Regions from separate parts of the Mus musculus genome. Here region 1 is linked to region 2. A link is a loop called in an ENCODE intact Hi-C map of the cell type or tissue named here. Cell type or tissue: heart. All regions are shown on one strand.

Region 1 (2,500 bases), 190 kb before region 2:
ACCATTCCAAGCCTTCATAGTGGAATAGGGACCAGCAGCTCTCAAAGAGCTTTCAACTTTCCAGCACCGGATTGGGAGCACTGAAGCATCCCATCTTGAGGACTGAGTAACACACACACACACACACACACACACACACACACACACACACACACACACACGACAGGATTTCTTTTTGTAACCCTGGCTGCCTCTGCCTCTGCCCCTCCTCTGCCCCTCTGCCCCTCCACTGCCCCTCTGCCCCTCTGCCCCTCTGCCCCTCTCCTCTGCCTCCTGAGCTTTGGGTTTAAAGGAGTGTACCACCACCACCCTATCCCATGTTTTTTTTTCTATGGCAGTGGTTTTGGTACACTGTTTTAAAAAAAAAATCCCACCCCCAAATCACAAAAGACTCCTATAGTCTCTTCAGTTAGTTCTAGTTTTCTTTGGTACTCTCTAATTCACCTGGGTTTGCTTTTTATCTGGTGTGAAGTGTGGGAGTAGCTTGCTTGCTTTCTCACCATAGATGCCATTGCTCATTGTGTTGATAATGGCCTCTCCCACTGATGTCCAGAGTCCCCTCCTTCTTCCCAGGACCCGGGAACTGGCACTCCTGCTGGTACAGTGTTGCTGCTGTTTTTGTGAGGTGTTCTAATATTGGGTAGGCTGAGTCCCTCCTATGGTCCTTTTCAAAACTGACAAAGCTCTTCATGAACCTTTATGCTGGTATGTATGTATATTTTTAAATGAGTATCAAGTTTCTTTTTAAAAGTATTTATAGATTACCTTAGGGAGAATGGACATATTTATAATATTAAGGTAACTCATTGACATAGGTGCCAATCACTTAATTTATATAGAATCCACTGTAATAATTCTTCCTCCTCCTTCTTGTTCTCCTCTTCCTCCTCTTCTTTGATTGTATTTATTTTATGCTTTAGTGTTTTCTTGAATACACCACGTGCATGCAGTGCCCGCAGAGGCCAGAAGGGGGCATAGGATCCCCTGGAGTCACAGATGATTGTGAAGGACCCAGTGGGGATCCCTGACATTATTAGTGATACTCTGTTAGGCTTGCAGACAGGAACCTAGCATAACTCCTCGGAGAGGCTCTACCCAGCAGTTGACTGAAGCAGATGCAGATATACAGAGCCAAGCATTGGATGGAGGTCGGGGACTTTTATGGAAGAGCTGGGGGAAGGATTGAAGGAACTGAAGGGGATGGCAGCCCAATAGAAACATCAACAGGGTCTACTAACAAGGAGCCCTGGGAGCTCGCAGAGACTGAGCCACCAACCAAAGCACACACACAAGCTGGAACGAGGCCCTCAGCACGTATGTAGTAGATGTGCAGCTCAGTCTCTATGTGGGCCCCCAACAACTGGAGTGGAGGCTGTCCCTAAAGCTGTAGCCTGACTGTAGTATCCATTCACCAACAGGGGTACCTTGTCTGGCCTCGAAGAATGTCAGAGTGGGGGGCTACCTGGGAGGGGGGCACTCCTATGAAGGAGAAGGGGAGGGGGATGGAGGGAGAGACTCTGTGAGGGGGGTCTAGGGAAGGGGTAGCATTTGGGATATAATAAATATTAATTTTTAAAAGGTTAAAATAAATAAATTATAAATTAAAAAAAAAACACTGTAGGAAGCTGCCAGCTTTCCAAAGTGGCTGTCTACTTTACTGTTTTTTGTTGTTTGTTTGTTTGTTTTCGTTGTAGCTGGGTGTTTGTTTGTTTGTTTGTTTTTCGAGACAGGGTTTCTCTGTGTAGCCCTGGAACTCACTTTGTAGACCAGGCTGGCCTTGAACTCAGAAATCTGCCTGCCTCTGCCTCCCAAGTGCTGGGATTAAAACTGTGCACCACCACACCCAGCAGTGGTTGTTTTAAGACAGGGTCTCACTACATAGCTCAGGCTGACCTGGAGCTTGCTAGGTAGAGCAGGCTGTAGAACTCAGAGACACCTTCCCGCCCCCTGCACCTGTCTCTGCTAGGACTAAAGACCCATACCACTTCACCTGGCATCATCTGCTTTCAAATGAGTGGCATAAATATTCAGTATTGATAGTGAGCATATTAAAGCACATTGAGGCCATAGCATCAATTGTTAGCACCATCTGCCTACTGCATCCCTGTGTTATTTGAGTCCTACCTCAAACTGCTTTGGGGACTACGGTTGGTTACTTGGTTTGTTCAACTGAGACAGGGTCTGATGTAGCCACGGTTGGCCTTCAACTCCTGATCCTCCTGCCTACATCTCTCAAGTGCTGGGATTCCAGCGTGCTGGCTAGAATTTCTTAGAAGTTTTTCTAACTCTGAGCCCTTCCCTCCTGCCTTTCAGGTTCCACATGCAGGTTCATCACCTCATTCTCTAAACCCAAGTCATGGTGCCTGGCTTTCCCCATGGATGGATGTGCTGTCCAGGTGCTGTTGATTGACGTGAGGCATCCCTTCACATTACATCATCTTGTGTTTGGCCTTTAACCTGAGGTGAGAAATTGTTTCTGAAATATCCTTCACCCAAGGTG
Region 2 (2,500 bases):
CACACTCTTCTCTCTCAAGAAGAAGCTGTTGCTCCTAGCAACCTAGAAGGCAGAAGTTTGGTAGCAGAGCTATCGGGCCCTTGGGACAGGTGGGAGCAATCAGACTGTGGGGTATTGGGCAGGAGGCTTTCCATTGGTTGGGCACGAGTCTAGGGGAATCCCTTCCCAGCATCCAGTCTCCCAGCACACAACCCCTCGGGGCCGGCCACCTGCTCCTCCTTCCTCCGCCCTTGCATCACAGCCTGCACAGAGAACCCAGTAGTCCGACTCCTACATCTCTGCGAGAACCCAGGCGTGGGTTTCCCGATCCCCATCAGGTCTTGCTTTTTGCAGGAGCCCTAGCACGCACGCTCCACTCCAATATCTCAAGGACCAAGGCTTGCGGCCCCGGACCGCTACCCTCTAGGGACCCAGGCGTCCGGCCCCGGGGTTTCTTCCCCGGTGTCCTTGTCTGTGGATCAACCTGGCACACCCCACGAGCAGCCGCCCATGCCCCGCGGCACGGCCCCACCTCCCTTACCTGGTCCCGGGTTTTTCTCCCATGGTGCGCGCGCGCTCGCCGCCCTCCGCCCGCCGGGTTCGCGGCTCGCTCGCAGCCTCCTCGCCTGCTGCCAGGTCCCCGCTCCTCCCCGCGCCACTGCGCACGCGCGTCCTCACTCTTTCTCCTCCTTCCCCTCCCCTCGCGGTCTGGGTCTCGGGGAGCCGGGGCCAGCTGCGTCAGCCGGATCCCGCGCGCCGCGGCGCAGCCCGCCCTCCTCGAGCTGGCTCCGCCCCACGCCTCCGCCCTCCGTTTCCCTCGGGGAAGCCTCCCCGCGCCGTCCCTACTCCCGATCTCCCCGCCCCTCCTCAAGCTTTTAGAACTAGATTGGGCCCCTTTAAAAGCAGGCGGCCGCCTTCGAGGAGATTAGAAGCAGCTGATTGGCCGTTGGTATCCGTAGCCCTGCAGGGATACCTCCCCTTTGTTTGCTTTCACTGTAGTGGAGGAGGGACGGGATCGAGGGGGCGGTGGGAATGAGCTCAAGTGCTGTCTAGTTCTGAGGGCCAAGGGCTGCCCACGTGGATGCACCGTATCAGTTGCGTGATGATGCTTGCTTTGGGACGCGCTGCTCATCCCTGAGCTTGCAGCCTCGTTTGGCCTGCCTTTCCCGCGTTCTTGTGGTCTTCAGCTCCCCCTGGTGTATCGTCTTTGATTTTTTTTTTTTTTTTTTTTTTTTTTTTTTTTTTTGTGCAGGGTCAAACATTAAAACATTTTTCAGACCTTGTCATCTCGACTGTCTATCCTAGCTATCATTCACCCACTCCATCCATCTCTTATTTTCTTCATCCTTCCCTCCCTCTCCATTTCGTGTTAGTCATTGTGCCAAGCCATCGGGACCAAACATGAATTATCATGGCCTAACTTTCCTGGGATCTTTGAGACATAGGAACAGGTATTATATTATGCTCCCAGGAATGCTATAATAGAGGTATGACTCAGAACATCAAGCAACTAAAAGCCCAAAAGCCTTTGCTTGGCCAGCGTGGGGGAGGAGGGAGTGCAGTCACTCACTCCATTGGATGGGAAATTTGAGGACAGACATTCTGAAGGATGGGCAGAAGTGGGGAAAGGACATTCTTTATAGACGAGTGCTTGTGGGTTAGATGGCAGGAGGCAGAGAGCTGCAGACTGTGGAAGGAAGAGACTGCGGAAGGCTTTGTATAGCAGGTGAAAGAAAGAGCCTGAGGATCTGTAGTGTTTATCTAATTTAATGTAATGTAATTTTCTGCTAAGGCCTCACGCATGCTTGGTAAGGACTCACCACTAAGCTCTGTCTTTAATCGCAGCCCAGCAATGATTTGATTGGATTTTGTTTTTCACCAGAGGAATGTCGAGATGGGATTTCTCTTTTCCGGTAACACAGAGCATAGCAAGACCGCTAGAAGATAAGCTAGTCAAGGGAAAACGATGAACAGGGAGTGGAGGGGGAACAGAGGGGCCATATTAGAGGTTCGTTGCTGGGGCAACATTGACTGGGTTTGGCAGAGGGTGAAAAGGGTGACTGACAGAGACAGGTTTTTCTCCTCTTCGGTCTCTTCCTTCTACTCTTACCCATTTCCCCTCAGTGGAATACCTTCATGCCTCTCTCTCCACTTTTCTCCATTTGAAAAACAATGTACACGAGAAAAAAAAATCTCAGATCATCTTTAATTTTTAAACATAGACCTTGTTTAACACCTGCTTACCCCTCCCCCGTTCTATTGTCACATTTTAAGTCTGCTCTTTCATTGTTACAATGTGTTACACTTTATGTGTCTGAGTGCTAGCCTGCATGTAAGCATGGTCATCACCATTTGTGTGCACAGTGCCTATGGAGGTATCAGATCCCCTGGAACTAGAGTTACAGGCAGTTATAAACCTCCACGTGGGTGCTAGAAAGTGAACCCAGATCCTCTGTGAGAACAAAAAGTGCTCTTAACCACTGAGCCATCTCTTCAGCCCCAATATGATTCTTTGAGACAA

The links. A loop is a pair of places that touch in the nucleus more often than their neighbours do. Peaks named below come from ENCODE experiments on the same cell type or tissue, not always from the same donor. Only the 100,000 strongest peaks of a DNase experiment are listed, where the experiment ranks them.
Region 1: a loop joins it to region 2, with 2.3 times the contacts of the local background. A loop is called at or near these places in 6 of 42 quality-filtered maps.

The regions. Positions count from the first base shown.
Region 1 is chr11:70,624,138-70,626,637 of GRCm38, reverse strand. It overlaps Gm12315 (a long non-coding RNA gene), which reads left to right. Exons shown (of 3, transcript XR_001780246.2): 2 at 2,314-2,462. Among named protein-coding and RNA genes, the nearest start is that of Chrne, 6.2 kb to the right of the region's middle. In heart, a CTCF peak has its summit at 962 (motif pointing right); no DNase peak of the experiment used is centred here.
Region 2 is chr11:70,430,774-70,433,273 of GRCm38, reverse strand. It overlaps Arrb2 (arrestin, beta 2), which reads right to left and starts at 694. Exons shown (of 15, transcript NM_145429.5): 1 at 521-694. The coding sequence starts at 543. In heart, a CTCF peak has its summit at 1,145 (motif pointing left); DNase peaks (open chromatin) are centred at 843 and 1,443; H3K4me3 peaks cover 1,624 bases; H3K27ac peaks cover 1,783 bases.